Linked DNA regions of Homo sapiens: region 2 is linked to region 1. The links are chromatin contacts, found by Hi-C or POLR2A ChIA-PET in ENCODE. All regions are on one chromosome and are shown on one strand. The core of a region is the stretch at or near the end of the contact, and the rest is flanking DNA. Distances in the headings are between cores, read along the strand shown.

The links. Hi-C counts contacts between places; a loop is a spot of excess contacts on that map. ChIA-PET counts read pairs that join two places held with the same protein, here RNA polymerase II (POLR2A). Pooled maps may share reads with other maps.
Region 2: a pooled map shows a loop between it and region 1 (2.3-fold over the local background). The contact joins two enhancer-like sites. A Hi-C loop is called at or near these places in 1 of 50 pooled maps. POLR2A ChIA-PET finds 5 or more read pairs at or near these places in 2 of 52 experiments (WTC11 and activated CD8-positive, alpha-beta memory T cell).

What each region holds. Positions count from the first base shown.
Region 1 is chr7:74,226,735-74,234,068 of GRCh38, forward strand. RFC2 (replication factor C subunit 2) reads right to left here. Exons shown (of 11, transcript NM_181471.3): 11 at 4,768-5,482. The coding sequence ends at 5,372. LAT2 (linker for activation of T cells family member 2) reads left to right here. Exons shown (of 14, transcript NM_032464.3): 14 at 2,210-3,100. Among named protein-coding and RNA genes, the nearest start is that of LAT2, 20 kb to the left of the region's middle. RefSeq lists an enhancer at 2,631-2,910. Within about 2 kb of position 4,522, at least 7 of the 41 ENCODE cell types and tissues checked have a DNase peak (open chromatin) inside an H3K27ac peak, as active enhancers do.
Region 2 is chr7:74,602,392-74,609,725 of GRCh38, forward strand. It overlaps GTF2IRD1 (GTF2I repeat domain containing 1), which reads left to right. Exons shown (of 27, transcript NM_005685.4): 27 at 1-214. The coding sequence ends at 42. Among named protein-coding and RNA genes, the nearest start is that of MIR10525, 10 kb to the left of the region's middle. RefSeq lists a silencer at 4,107-4,516. Within about 2 kb of position 3,733, at least 19 of the 41 ENCODE cell types and tissues checked have a DNase peak (open chromatin) inside an H3K27ac peak, as active enhancers do.

The DNA.
Region 1 (7,334 bases), core at 3,272-5,771:
GGGAAGCGGGGCAGGAAGTAGTGTGGGGTTGTGGGCAAGACGCAGTGTTGCAATTTAAGGAAGGCGGCTAGGGAAGCCTTTCAGAGCTCCCTTCCTCACCCCATCTGGGGGAAGGACATCCAGGCAGAGGGGACAACAGAGGCCCCAGGGTGGAGTGAGCCCCACAGGTCTGAGCAAAGCCAGGGGCCAGGGAGGAGCAGGTGAGGGGAAACTAGTGGAGGTCGAGGCCGTTGGTGGGGAGGCTGACCAGGCAGGGCCAGCACTTGGGGTTTTACTGCATGAGATGGGAGGGAGGGAGGGAGATAGAAAGGTTGTTTTTTCTTTTTTTTTTTTTTTCGTTCCTGTCGCCCAGGCTGAAGTGCAATGGTGCAATCTTGGCTCACTGCAAACTCCGCCTCCTGGGTTCAAGCGATGCTCCTGCCTCAGCCTCCCGAGTAGCTGCGATTACAGGTGTCTGCCACCACACCCGGCCAATTTGTATTTATTTTATTTTATTTTGTTTTTTGAGAGGGAGTCTCGCTCTGTCACCCAGGCTGGAGTGCAGTGGCGTGATCTCGGCTCACTGCAACCTCTGCCTCCTGGGTTCAGGTTTCTCTTGCCTCAGCCTCCCGAGTAGCTGGGATTACAGGCACACGCCACAACACCTGGCTAATTTTTGTATTTTTAGTAGAGATGGGGTTTCACCATGTTGGCCAGGCTGGTCTCAAACTCCTGACCTAAAGTGATCGGCCCACCTCAGCCTCCCCAAGTGCTGGGATTACAGGCATGAGCTACCATGCCTGGCTAATGGGAAGGTTTTGTACAAAGACTGGCTGGATGTTTCTAATTCAATTTTTCTGGCTGTTGGGCAGACAAATGGGTACTGGGAGAGTGGGTACAGGAAGCCCAGGAAGGACCCAGGCACTGGTGCCATCTGGGCAAGGGGTGGCAGCAGTGGAGACAGGGGTAGGCAACATGGTGAAACGCTGTCTCTACATAATATACAAAAATTTGCCAGGTGTAGTGGCGCATACGTGTAGTCCCAGCTACTCGGAGGTTGAGGCGGGAGGATAGCTTGAGTCTAGGAGGTTGAGCTGCTGTGTGAGCTGTGATTGCACCACTGCACTCCAGCCTGGGCCACAGAGCAAGACGCTGTCTCAAAACAAAAACAAAAAGAAGAGGCCAGGCGCAGTGGCTCACGCCTGTAATCCCAGCACTTTGGGAGGCTGAGGCAGGCTGATCACCTGAGGTCAGGAGTTCGAGACCATCCTGGGCAACATGGGGAAACCCCATCTCTACTAAAAATACAAAAATTAGCCAGGTGTGGTGGCGTGTGCCTGTAATCCCAGCTACTCGGGAGGCTGAGGCACGAGAATCACTTGAACCTGGAAGGAGGAGGTTGCAGTGAGCTAAGATCGCACCATTGCACTCCAGCCTGGGCAACTACGTCTTAAAAAAAAAAAAAAAAAAAAAAAAAAAAAAGCCAGGCGCGGTGGCTCACGCCTGTAATCCCAGCACTTTGGGAGGCTGAGGCGGGCGGATCACAAGGTCAGGAGATCGAGACCATCCTGGCTAACACAGTGAAACCCCGTCTCTACTAAAAATACAAAAAATTAGCCGGGCATGGTGGCAGGCGCCTGTAGTCCCAGCTACTTGGGAGGCTGAGGCAAGAGAATGGCGTGAACCCGGGAGGCAGAGCTTGCAGTGAGCCGAGATCACGCCACTGCACTCCAGCCTGGGAGACAGAGCAAGACTCTGTCTCAAAAACACAAAAACAAACAAACAAAATGGGCCAGGCGTGGTGGCTCACGCCTGTAATCCCAGCACTTTGGGAAGCCGAGGTGGGCGGATCACGAGGTCAGGAGATCGAGACCATCCTGGCTAACATGGTGAAACCCTGTCTCTACTAAAAATACAAAAAAAAAAAAAAAAAATTAGCTGGGCGTGGTGGCGTAGTCCCAGCTACTTGGGAGGCTGAGGCAGGAGAATGGCGTGAACCTGAGAGGCGGAGCTTGCAGTGAGCCGAGATCGCGCCACCGCACTCCAGCCTGGGTGACAGAGTGAGACTCCATCTCAAAAAAAAAAAAAGAAACCCAGTTATTGATGTGCGGCTTCTGTTCTCAGCCAGGAGGCAGGCTCAATGGTGTCCCCAAACCAGTGGTTATGGTTCTCAGGAACAAAATACTGATCAAGGCAAACCTCCTTCTACAAACTTTCCTCTTCATTTAAGGAGCCAAGGCAAAGAGGGACCACTGTGCTCATGGACCCATCGCTGCCTTCCAAGGACCATTTCCCAGAGCTACTCAACTTTTAAGCCCCTGCCATGGTTGCTCCTGGAAGGAGAACCAGCCACCCTGAGGACCACCTGGCCATGCGTGCACAGCCTGGGAAAAGACAGTTACTCACGGGAGCTGCAGGCCCGTCACCAAGCCCTCTCCCGACCCAGGCTTTGTGGGGCAGGCACCTGGTACCAAGGGTAACCCGGCTCCTGGTATGGACGGATGCGCAGGATTTAGGATAAGCTGTCACCCAGTCCCCATAACAAAACCACTGTCCAACACTGGTATCTGTGTTCTTTTGTGCTATGAATTTGGATTCCTAATTGCTATTGTTGGTTGCTGGGGTTTTAAATGATTGATAAGCTTGTACAGTTAACTTATAGAGGGGGAGCCATATTTAACATTCTGGATTTCAGAGTAGAGATTTCTGTGTTGTCTCCTAGAAAGCATTACATGTAGTTTATTTCAGCATCCTTGTTGGGTGGGGCCCTGGCTCTCTTCCCCTTTGGTGGGACCTCCCCTTTCTTTGGGCTTCAGTTCACTCAGGAAGAAATGAGGCTGTCGCCATCTTTATGTGCTTCCAGTGGAAATGTCACTTGCTACAGACAATAGTGCATGAGAGTCTAGAGAAGTAGTGACCAGAACAGGGCAGAGTAGGTCCCCTCCATGGCCCTGAATCCTCCTCTGCTCCAGGGCTGGCCTCTGCAGAGCTGATTAAACAGTGTTGTGACTGTCTCATGGGAAGAGCTGGGGCCCAGAGGGACCTTGAGTCAGAAATGTTGCCAGAAAAAGTATCTCCTCCAACCAAAACATCTCAATAAAACCATTTTAGTTGAAAAGCAGTGATTATCCTGTGTCTCCTTTCTCCTGCTTCAGGTAAAAAACCTTTTATAAAAATATAAAAATTAGCCGGGCCTGGTGGTGCATGCCTGTAGTCTCAACTACTTGGGAGGCTGAGGCAGGAAAATCACTTGAACCCAGAAGGTTGCAGTGAACTATGATTGCATCACTGCACTCCAGCCTGGGCAAGAGGGAGACCTTGTCTCAAAAAACATAACAAAACACGGCCAGGCACAGTGGCTCACGCCTGTAATCCCAGCACTTTGGGAGGCTGAGGTGGGTGGATCACGAGGTCAGGAGATCGAGACCATCCTGACTAACACAGTGAAACCCGTCTCTAATAAAAATACAAAAAAATTAGCCGGGCATGGTGGCGGGCACCTGTAGTCCCAGCTACTTGGGAGGCTGAGGCAGGAGAATGGCGTGAACCCGGGAGGCGGAGCTTGCAGTGAGCCGAGATCGCACCACTGCACTCCAGCCTGGACGAAAGAGGGAGACCTTGTCTCAAAAAACATAACCAAACACAAAAAGCCTTAAGGGAATGGCGGCCACAGCTCTTGTTTAATAAAAAGGGACCCTGAGAGCATCAGGGCTGCGGATGGGATCTTAGTTCCCAAGTCCAGCCGTCTTTCTGGGATGGCCCAGGGACTCTTCCCATGAGAAGAAATTAATGCGACAAGTTAGGAAATCAGAAGAAACATCTAGAACCCAACTGCCGCCCACCTGTTACTTCACATCCTGAAGTCCTGACTGTACAACCTCAGGGACAAGTTTCTCTTCCTTTTTTTGTAAGAGTCTCGCTCTGTCGCCCAGGCTGGAGTGCAATGGCACCATCTTGCCTCACTACAATCTCCACCTCCTGGGTTCAAGCAATTCTCCTGCCTCAGCCTCCTGAGTAGCTGGGATTACAGGCGTGCGCCACCATGCCCAGCTAATTTCGTATTTTAGTATTTCGTATTTTAGCCACCGTGCCCAAATGGGCCAGGCATGGTGGCTCACACCTGTAATGCCAGCACTTAGGAGGCTGAGGTGGGAGGATCACTTGAGGCCAGGAGTTCGAGACCAGTCCCAGCAATATAGTGAGACCTCATTTCTACAAAAAATTTAATAATTAGCTGGGTATCGTGGTACATGCCTGTAGTCCCAGCTACTCAGGAGGCTGAGGTAGGAGGATCACTTGAGCCCAAGAGGTTGAGGCTGCAGTGAGCCAAGATTGGCCCACTACACTCTAGCCTGGGCGACAGAGTGAGACCCAATCTCAAAAATCAAAACAAAACAAAAAGGGAAAAAAATAGTATCTTACCAAAAAAAAAAAAAAGGCAATTCTACAAATTAGTACGAAATTCTTTGGGGAATTCTAAAGCAAGCGCAAAGAGTATGGTCTAGAACACAGGAAGAGCATCACGGTGTTTTCCTGAGGGCTGGGCTGCATCTCTCCACTCTGCCGCCCTCTCTGAAAGGCTCGCCACCTGGCCATTCTGAGAAATCAGTCTAAATAGGAAAGACAGCAAACCCTGCCCTCGCCCTGGGGAAGTGGCGCCTTCAGGCTTCTAGAAGAACCGAGATGAGCTTGTGGGTCTACTATCTAATCGCCTTTTCTACTTGTAGGCTGCCAAGGCCCGTAGAGACAGGAAGCTGGTTTTTCTCGAGGCTTCACATGGTCACCTTATTGCCAACAAACACTGCAAGGCTTTATTAGCTAAAATGTCAACCCACACACAGATCAGAGACCGCCCTCAGCTTCTCTGCGCCTTTCCGCCCCGTCACCGCATCAATGGGGTGGAGGCCAAACTCAAACACTTGCGGGGCACAGACGTCCCAGAAGCAAACATGCAAGTCACGGGAGTTTATTTATTTAATTTTTTTCCCCAGATGGAGACTCTGTCGCCCAGGCTGGAGTGCAATGGTGTGATCTTGGCTCACTGCAACCTCCACCTCCTGGGTTCAAGCGATTCTCCTGCCACAGCCTCCCGAGTAGCTGGGATTACAGGTGCCCGCCACCACACCCAGCTAATTTTTATATTTTTAGTAAAGACAGGGTTTCCCCATGTTGGCCAGGCTGGTCTTGAACTTCTGACCTCAGGTGATCCACCTGCCTCGGCCTCCCAAAGTGTTGGGATTACAGGCGTGAGCTACCGTGCCTGGCCAGCCACTGGAGTTTAAAGGACAGTCATGTTGGCTCCAGCCTAAGGCGGCATTTTCCCCCATCAGAAAGCCGCGGCTCCTGTACCTCAGAATAGGGCACCTGTAAGTCAGTCAGTGAAGTCTCTGCTCTAACTGGCCACCGGGGCCATTGTCTTCTGACACAGCCTTGCCAGGAGGCCTGCCATCTGCAAAAGAGAGTTCACTCCTTCCGCTATTTTCATGTGAGTGTATCCAATTTCCTGAAAAACAAACCAAATTCAAATCTGGTTAATAAGTGGGGGAGTTCTTTTTTAAAATCTGAACTGAAAAAAATAAAAATAAAAACAGAAACAAACTGAACTAATGGTTTTTTCAAAATCAGCATGAGGAATTCCAACCCCAGCCGGAAAATGAATGCTAAGATGCAATGGATTATGTTTACCTAAAGTTCTATTTATTTCTTAAAAGGATGCTGATAGTTCTTTCAAAGAAACTGTTAAGAAAATGGGTGGGGCGAGGGGGGGCGGGGTGGTGGCACGGAAAGCCAGGCTAGAGGAAAATATTTATATATCTGATAAAGAACTTGCATCCAGACTGTATAAAGAATTCTCAAAAATTCAGTAATAAAGTCCAGGCGTGGTGGCTCATGCCTGTAATCCCAGTACTTTGGGAGGTCAAGGCAGGTGGATCACGAGCCCAGGAGTTCGAGATCAGCCTGACCAACATGGTAAAACCCCATCTCTACTAAAAATACAAAAATTAGCCAGGTATGGTGGCGCACGCCTGTAATCCCAGCTACTCGGGAGGCTGAGGCAGGAGAATCACTTAAACCTGGGAGGCGAAGGTTGCAGTGAGCTGAGATAGTGCCACTGCACTCCAGCCTGGGCAACAGAGCAAGACTCCATCTCAAAAATAAATAAGTAAATAAATTCAGTAATAAAAATCAAACAACCCAATTAAAAAATGGGTAGATTTAGACCTGGAGCAGTAGCTCACACCTGTAATCCCAGCATTCTGGGAGGCTGAGGCAGGAGGATCACTTGCCCAGAGTTGGGCCTGGGCAACATAGCAACACCCAAACTCTACGAAAAAAAGAAAATAAAAATGACCCAAGTGTAGTGGCACATGCCTGCAGTCCCAGCTACTCGGGAGCCTGAGGTGGGAGGATTGCTTGAGCATGGAAGGTTGAGGCTGCAGTGAACTATGATCGCACCACTGCACTCCAGCCTGGGTGACAGAGCAAGACCCTGTCTCTCAAAAACATAAAAAAGGTAGGCCAGGCGCAGTGGCTCACACCTGTAATTCTAGCACTTTGGGAGGCCGAGGCGGGAGGATCACTTGAGCCCGGGAGTTCAAGACCAGCCTTGGCAACACGGGGACACCCCGTCTCCACCAAAAATATAAAAATTGGCCGGTCTTAACATGATCTCTAAACAAAAAATACAGTACAATTAAAATAAAAAATGTAAAAATTTTAAAAAATGGGTATATATGAACAGATGTTTCATCAAAGAAGATTCTGGATGGCAAACGAGCACATGATTAAATGTTCAGCATAGTAATTAGGGAAATGCAAATTAAAGGCACAATGAGATCTCATCACATGCCTATTAGGTTATTTTGTTGTTGTTGTTATTGGTTTTTTTTTTTTTTTTTTTTTTAAGATGGAGTCTCACTCTTGTCGCCCAAGCTGTAGTGCAGGGGTGTGATCTCAGCTCACTGCAACCTCCACCTCCTGGGTTCAAGCGATCCTCCTCCCTCAGCCGCCCGAGTAGCTGGGATTACAGGTGTAAGCCACTGCATCCGGTCATTACACACCTATTAGAATGGCTTAAAAACCAAACTGAGCACTCCATGTGGTGGCTAGGTTGAGGATCCTCCGGAATGCTGGTGGGAATGCACGTGCTGCAGCCACTTCGGAAAACCGTTTGGCAGTTCCTTATCGAGTAAAACATACACTTATCATTTTCCCAGGCAATTTCACCCCTGGGAACTTACTTGGGAAAAAGAAAAACTTAACATTTGCATTCACACTAATCCATATATGCAAATGTTTACACTGGCTTTATTCACAGTCACCACAATCTGTAAACCCAAATGTCCTCCAGCTGA
Region 2 (7,334 bases), core at 2,483-4,982, 370 kb after region 1:
GCCGGCCTGAACGTGCAGCTCCCGGGACCTCTTAATTACTAGACCTCAGTACTGAATCAGGACCTCACTCAGAAAGACTAAAGGAAATGTAATTTATGTACAAAATGTATATTCGGATATGTATCGATGCCTTTTAGTTTTTCCAATGATTTTTACACTATATTCCTGCCACCAAGGCCTTTTTAAATAAGTAAAAAAAGAAAAAAAAAAAAAAGAGTGTTGCCTTTACTTTTACGGTCACTGTTTCATGTTCTCTTTTGGATCGTGGCCGCAGCTGTCACTGGGGACAGGGTCAGGAAACGCAGCTCAGGTGGCCTGCCAAGGCCCTCCTTCTTCATCACAGCAGAGGTAGTGTCCAGGAAGACCCCAGAGCTCTCTGTGCTCCTGGGAGCACGTGACCTCAAGAAGAAAAGCCACGGAAGGAAAATGTGCCACGGGGCCGGGCGTGGTGGCTCATGCCTGGAATCCCAGCACTTTGGGATGTCGAGGTGGGTGGATTGCTTGAGGTCAGGAGTTCGACCTCATTGGCCTGTAATACCGATGCTTTGGGAGGCCAAGGTGGGAGGATTGCTTGAGACCAGGAGTTTGAGATGAGCCTAGGCAACATAGTAGAACCCTTTCTCTAGAAAATGTTAAATGTGGCTTACACCTGTAATCCCAGCACTCTGGGAGGCTGAGGCGGGTGAATCACCTGAGGTCAGGAGTTTGAGACTAGCCTGGGCAACATAAGGAGACCCCGTCTGTACGAAAATGCAAAAATGAGGCCGGGCATGATGGCTCATGCCTGTAATCCCAGCACTTTGGGAGGCCGAGGCGGGTGGATCACCTGAGGTCAGGAGTTCGAGACCAGCCTGGCCAACATGGTGAAACCCCATCTCTACTAAAAATGCAAAAATTAGCCAGGTGTGGTGGCGGGAACCTGTAATCCCAGCTACTCAGGAGGCTGAGGTAGGAGAATCACTTGAACCTGGGAGGCAGAGGTTGCAGTGAGCTGAGACCACGCCATTGCACTGCAGCTGGGGCAAGAAGAACAAAAGTCCGTCTCAAAAAAACAAAACAAAAGCACAAAAATTAGCCAGGCGTGGTGGTGCACACACCTGGAGTCCAGCTACTCAGGAGGCTGAGGCAGGAGGAGGATTGCTTGAGTAAAGATGGTTGAGGCTGTAGTGAGTCATGATTACACCACTGCACTCCAGCCTGGGCGACAAAGCAAGACCCTGTCTCAAAAAAAAAAAAAAGTGTTAAATATGGTAAATGTCAGAGAGGGAGGGGCCCATCCCAGTGAAGCACTGTGGCTGGATGGGAGGCTTCTTCAAAAAGGGGTTTGGAGACCAGGTGCGGTGGCTCACGCCTGTAATCCCAGCACATTGAGAGGCCAAGGTGTGCAGATCGCCTGAAGTCAGGAGTTCGAGACCAGCCCAGCCAACATGATGAAACCCTATCTCTACTAAAAATACAAAAAAATTAGCCAGGTGTGGTGGCGCGCAACTGTAATTCCAGCTACTTGGAAGGCAGAGGCAGGAGAATTGCTTGGACCCAGGAGGCAGAGGTTGCAGTGAGCCGAGACTGTACCATTGCACTCCAGCCTGGGCAACAAGAATGAAACTCCATCTCAAAAAAAAAGGGGGGTGGGGTGGGGGCAGGACAAGTTTTCTTTTTTCAGAGGCAAGTTCTTTCTGTGTCCCCAGGCTGGAATGCAGTGGCACGATCATATCTTCCTGCAGCCTCAAACTCCTGGGCTCAAGTAATCCTCCTGCCTCAGCCTCCAGAGTAGCTGGGACTACAGGTGTGAGCCACCACACCCAGCTAATTTTTTGATTTTTTTGTAGAGATGGGGTCTTGGGTTATGTTGCCCAGGCTGGCTGCAAATTCCTGGGCTCAAGCCATCCTCCTGCCCCAGCCTCCCAGAGTGCTGGGATTAGAGGCGTGAGCCACCATGCCCAGCCTGGGATGATTTTGGATAGAGCTCTGGATACCTGACAAGCAGAGTGATGGGGTCCCAGCTGTGTCTCAGAAAGACCACTTTAGGGGCAGGTGGGAAGTTGAAGGAAGGGACAAGACTGAAGGCAGAAAGACAAGTCACAAGAGCGTGGCAGGCGTCCAAGGCCTGGCACCCAGTCCCTGCTTATTGGGTGACACATATTTACTGAGCCCTGCCCTTCTGGCTGGGGAGGCCAAGCAGCTGAGTGTCCTAATTGGGGAGGCAGCTGCCAGGGAGTACAAAACAGAGTAGGGCTGGTGCGGTGGCTCAGGCCTGTAATCCCAGTGCTTTGGGAGGCCAAGGTGGGAGGATCGCTTGAGGCCAGGAGTTCAAGACCAGCCTAGACAACATAGTGGAACCCTTTCTCTAAAAAATGTTAATTAGCTGGGTATGGTGGTGTGTGCGTGGTCCCAGCTACTCTGGAGGCTGAGGCAGGAGGATTGTTTGAGACCAAGAGTTTGACACTGCAGTGAGCCGTGATTGCACCACTGCTCTTGAGCATGGGCAACAGAGCAAGACCCTGCCTCTGAAAAAACAAAGCGGGGGGGCCTCACCTAGTGCAGAAAGTAGGAAGAGTCCTTGAAGCTGAGGCTTGAAGAGCAAGTGAGGCTTTGGGGGGACAAAGAGAGGAGGGCTGAGGTAGGTGGGTGTTTAAGACGAGAGCGATGTGGGCAAAAACGGAGCTGGACAGGGACTGGGTACGTTCCAGGAATAAGAAGGTGTCACCAGAGCAGACACAGGGTGGCTGGAGGTGACATGTCAGGGCAGGTGTGGACTTAGTCAGGGTTCCCGAGGACGCTAAGCAGGTGTCTCCTACACATGGTGCCGGGCTGAAGTGGTGGGCAGAGGCAGACATCCAGCCTGGGTTACACCTGCCCAGCCATGCACTCTGGGACAGAGCTGCGTACTTTTTCTCACCGACCCACGTGGAAGGCCTCATAAGCCGGGCCAAGGCAATTTCCAGAAGGCAAATGAGACCCACAGCAGGAAGTACCTGGGGGAGAGCCAGGCCTAGGTCTGCATTTTGGAAGGGTGCCCCTGCCCGCTGAGAGATGTCGGAGAAGGAAGGGAGGAATACATCAGAAGACCACCTGGGAGGCTCCAACAGAAGATAGCAGTAGAGGCCAGGCGTAGTGGCTCATGCCTGTAATCCCAGCACTTTGGGAGGCTGAGGTGGGTGGATCACCTGAGGCCAGGAGTTCGAGACCAGCCTGGCCAACATGGTGAAACCCTGTCTCTACTAAAAATACAAAAATTAGCTGGGCATGGTGGTGGACACCTGTAATCCCAACTACTCTGGAGGCTGAGGCAGAAGAATCTCTTGAACCCAAGAGGCAGAGATTGGCAGTGAGCTGAGATCGCACCACTGCACTCCAGCCTGGGCAACAGAGCGAGACTCCGTCTCAAAAAAAGAGAGAGAGAGAGAGATGGCAGTGGTTTGGGCCAGGTGGAGAAAATAACTAGAGGGTCAGCCAGTCGGGTGGACGAGGGGTTCTGGAGAGTCAGGGGTCAGGGTGGTCCCAGGATCTGGCTCTAACCGTCCACCCAGGGCCCAGAATGAGGCCTGTGGCTTGGAGGGACTGAGTTCTGAATCAGCTGAGGAAATGGTCAAAACTTTAGTCCAGGGCTTCTGCCAGTCCTCAGGGTCAGTCCCATCCATGCCCAGAGCTGGGAGGAAGGCCCCATCCCAGCCTTCCAGACCACACTTCCTCCTGGAAAGACGCTAGAAACCACGTGCCTGGCACAGCCACCCCCTCTCCGCTGGTGCAAACCCCCCACCCAGTCAGCTGCCAGCCTCACCTTCCTCCCTCCCACCTCCTAGTGGCTCCCAGTGCCACCAGGCGCCTCCACTCCACCCTCAGCCCCTGCCCTGGGCCGGGCCCACTTTTTCCACTCCAGGATGGGGGCAGGAGTGACCTCCTCAACTGGCCACCACCTCCAAGCAGAAACTGCCTATGAAGTCAAGATGATCTGAAGAGTCCTTGCAGCTGCCACCTTGCCTTCAACCCTCACGTCCTGTAACCCATCCCCCACCCCCGATCCTGTGACTCTGGATTTAAAATCTGTTTTGCTTTCCTTGCACCCAGTGCAAGCATCTAGGTGCGGCGTTCCAGGCGCCTCGCAGGGGGTCGGGTCCCCAGCCTTCTGTCCCACCGTTCCGTCCCCCGGGCCCGGCCCACCTGGCGCCCCCTCCCGCCCGCCACCGCCCGCTGGCGCCTGTCGGTCGTCTAGACCCGCCGCCCCCGCTCCACCGCTCAGATCCGCGGCCAGAGCCGGAAGTGGCTCCTGCCCCGGCCGGGAGCGGCGGGGCTGAGACTGTGCCCGCGGGCACTGCCATCCCGTGCATGGAGAGGGCGCAGAGCCCGGGGGTAGGGCGGGCCGGGGAACCCGATCCTCCTTCATCCGCGCAAAGGCCCGCGAAGCTCCCAATCTGTTCTCTTTCAGGCTCACTGTGCAGATGGCGTGCAATTAAGTGGGTCGGTGCAGCAAACCCTCGTATCCTCCCGCTTCCCTAAAAGCAGAGGATTGAGCCGCTGCACTCCAGCCTGGGCAACACAGCGAGACCCTATGTCTTAAAGAAAGGGCAGAAGTGGGGACCCCTCTCCCACCCCCTTCCCCTGCTCCAAGCCAAAGCGTTTGAAGCAAGAGGTTGCCTCCTGTGAGTTTCCCCCAGTCCCTGGAGGCCTGGGCTTTGGGAGGTGTGTCCAGGCAGAGGACAGAGGTCTTGTGCAAAGGGCCGCTTTTCCCTTCGCCCACCCTGCGCCCGCCCAGCCCCTTATCCGATGGGAAAGCCTTACTGACTCTTTTCCTCGCAGAAGCGCCCAGATGCTGTTTATGCAACCTCTCCAGAATCTCAGTGTACTGTACTTTTTAAAAAGTGATTTGATTCAAAGCACTCATTCTTTAATTAAACTTCATTTAGCTGCCATCTGTCTCGGTTCGAAATGGCTTCGTGTTTTGCAACTCTAAATGAGAATTGTTATTGGATTTGTAAACACATCCCCAAAAAAATCACAAAACACTTTCAAAAGTAATAAATGAAGGACGGTTAGGAGCTGCATCTTAAACGTTCTAATTGCCGGGGAATGTATTCTGGTGGGTACACAGTCATTTTATATACAAATCATTGTACAAAAATCTGGTATCAATGAAAAGATCAAGATTATAGAAAATGCTGGAATTATATCTGACTGAAAACAGTAATAAAGCAATAATTGGCGCAGGGACGGGCCACAAAACGAGACGGGGCACCTGCTCCCCTCGGGCCACCCTCCCGCACCGCCCAGGTGCCTGGCTTGGTGCACTCAGGGGAGGGTTGGTCCTGAGCTCTCCTGGCTGGTGCTTCCAACGGCCCTGCGAGGTACCTCTTTTTAAGGAACCAAAGCGTTATTTATCTTCATTATTAATTATTACTTTTTTTTTTTCTAAAAGACAGGGTCTCGGCCGGTCGAGATGGCTCACACCTGTAATCCCAGCACTTTGGGAGGCTGAGGCGGGCGGATCACGAGGTCAAGAGTTCAAGACCAGCCTGGCCAACATAGTGAAACCCCGTCTCTACTAAAAAATACAAAAATTAGCTGGGCGTGGTGACGGATGCCTGTAATCCCAGCTACTCGGGAGGCTGAGGCAGGAGAATCGCTTGAAACCAGAAGGTGGAGGTTGCAGTGAGTGGAGATCGCACCGCTGCACACGCCAGCCTGGGCAACAGAGCAAAACTCCATCTCAAAAAAAAAAAAAAGGCCGGGTGCGGTGGCTCACACCTGTAATCCCAGCACCTTGGGAGGCCGAGGTGGGTGGATCACAAGGTCAGGAGATCAAGACCATACTGGCTAGCATGGTAAAACCCCGTCTCTACTAAAAAACATACAAAAAATTAGCCGGGCACCTGTAGTCCCAGCTACTCGGGAGGCTGAGGCAGGAGAATGGTGTGAACCCAGGAGGCGGAGCTTGCAGTGAGCTGAGATCGTGCCACTGCACTCCAGCCTGGGTGAGAGAGCAATACTGCATCTCAAAAAAAAAAAAAAAAGAGACAAGGTCTCTTTGTGTGGCCCAGGCTGGAATGCAGTGGCTCGATCATAGCTCACTGAAGCCTGGAACTCCTGGGCTCAAGTGATCCCCCCGCCTCGCCTCCCAACTGGCTGGGACTTCAGGCACATGCCACCATGCCCAGCTAATTTTTCTTATTGTAAAGACAGAAGTTCACTATGTTGCCCAGGCTGGTCTTAAACTCCTGGCCTCAAGGGATCCTCTCACTTGGGACTCACAAAATGCTGGGATTACAGGTGTGAGCCATTGCACTTGGCCACTGCCCTGTAATTTTTAAATTTCATCATCTTCCTAAAACTCATGGCTGGGCATGATGGTGGGCACCTGTAGTACCAGCTACTAAGGAGACCAAGGTGGGAGGCTCACCTGAGCCCAGGGATTCAAGGCTGCAGTGAGCTATAATTGTGCCACTGTACTCCAGCCTGGGCGACAGAGCAAGACCCTATCTCAAGTAAATAAATATCATTTTATTAATATCAAGTATCATTCGTTCTTTTTTTTTTTTTTTTTTTTTTTTTTTTTGAGGTGGAGTCTATTCTGTCACCCAGGCTGGAGTGCAGTATCGGGATCTTGGCTCACTGCAACCTCCGTCTCCCAGGGTCAAGTGATTCTCCTGCGTCAGACCCCTAAGCAGCTGGGATAACAGGCTTGCGCCACCACGCCTGGCTAATTTTTGTATTTTTAGTAGAGACAGTGTTTCACCATGTTGGCCAGGCTGGTCTTGAACTCCTGACCTCAAGTGATCCACCCGTCTCAGCCATCCAAAGTGCTGGGATTACAGGCGTGAGCCACTGCACCCAGCCTACAATAACTTATTTTTTCTGTCATTATTTTCTGCTTCTCTGCCTGCTTTATGCTTTATGATGTCAAGGACTGTGTCCATTTTATCCACCGTTCTATCCTAGCGCCTACGTCCAGGACATACAAGGTACTCACTAAATGTGAGCGAGTTGGTGAAAGAATATAAACTACACCGGTCTCCTGGAAAATAAGAGGGCCCTTAAATCTTTTTTTTTTTTTTTTTTTTTGAGACAGGGTCTCACTCTGTCACCCAGCTGGAGTGCAGTGGCGCGCTCCTAGCTCACTGCAGCCTCCAATTCCCAGACTGAAGTGATCCTCCTTCCACAGCCTCCCAAAGCACTAGAATTACAGGCACATGCCACTGCACCCAGCTGCCTTAACTCTTTTTTTTTTTTTTTGAGACGGAGTTTCACTCTTGTTGCCCAGGCTGGAGTGCAATGGTGCAATCTTGGCTCACAGCAACCTCCACCTCCCAGGTTCAAGTGATTCTCCCGCCTCAGCCTCC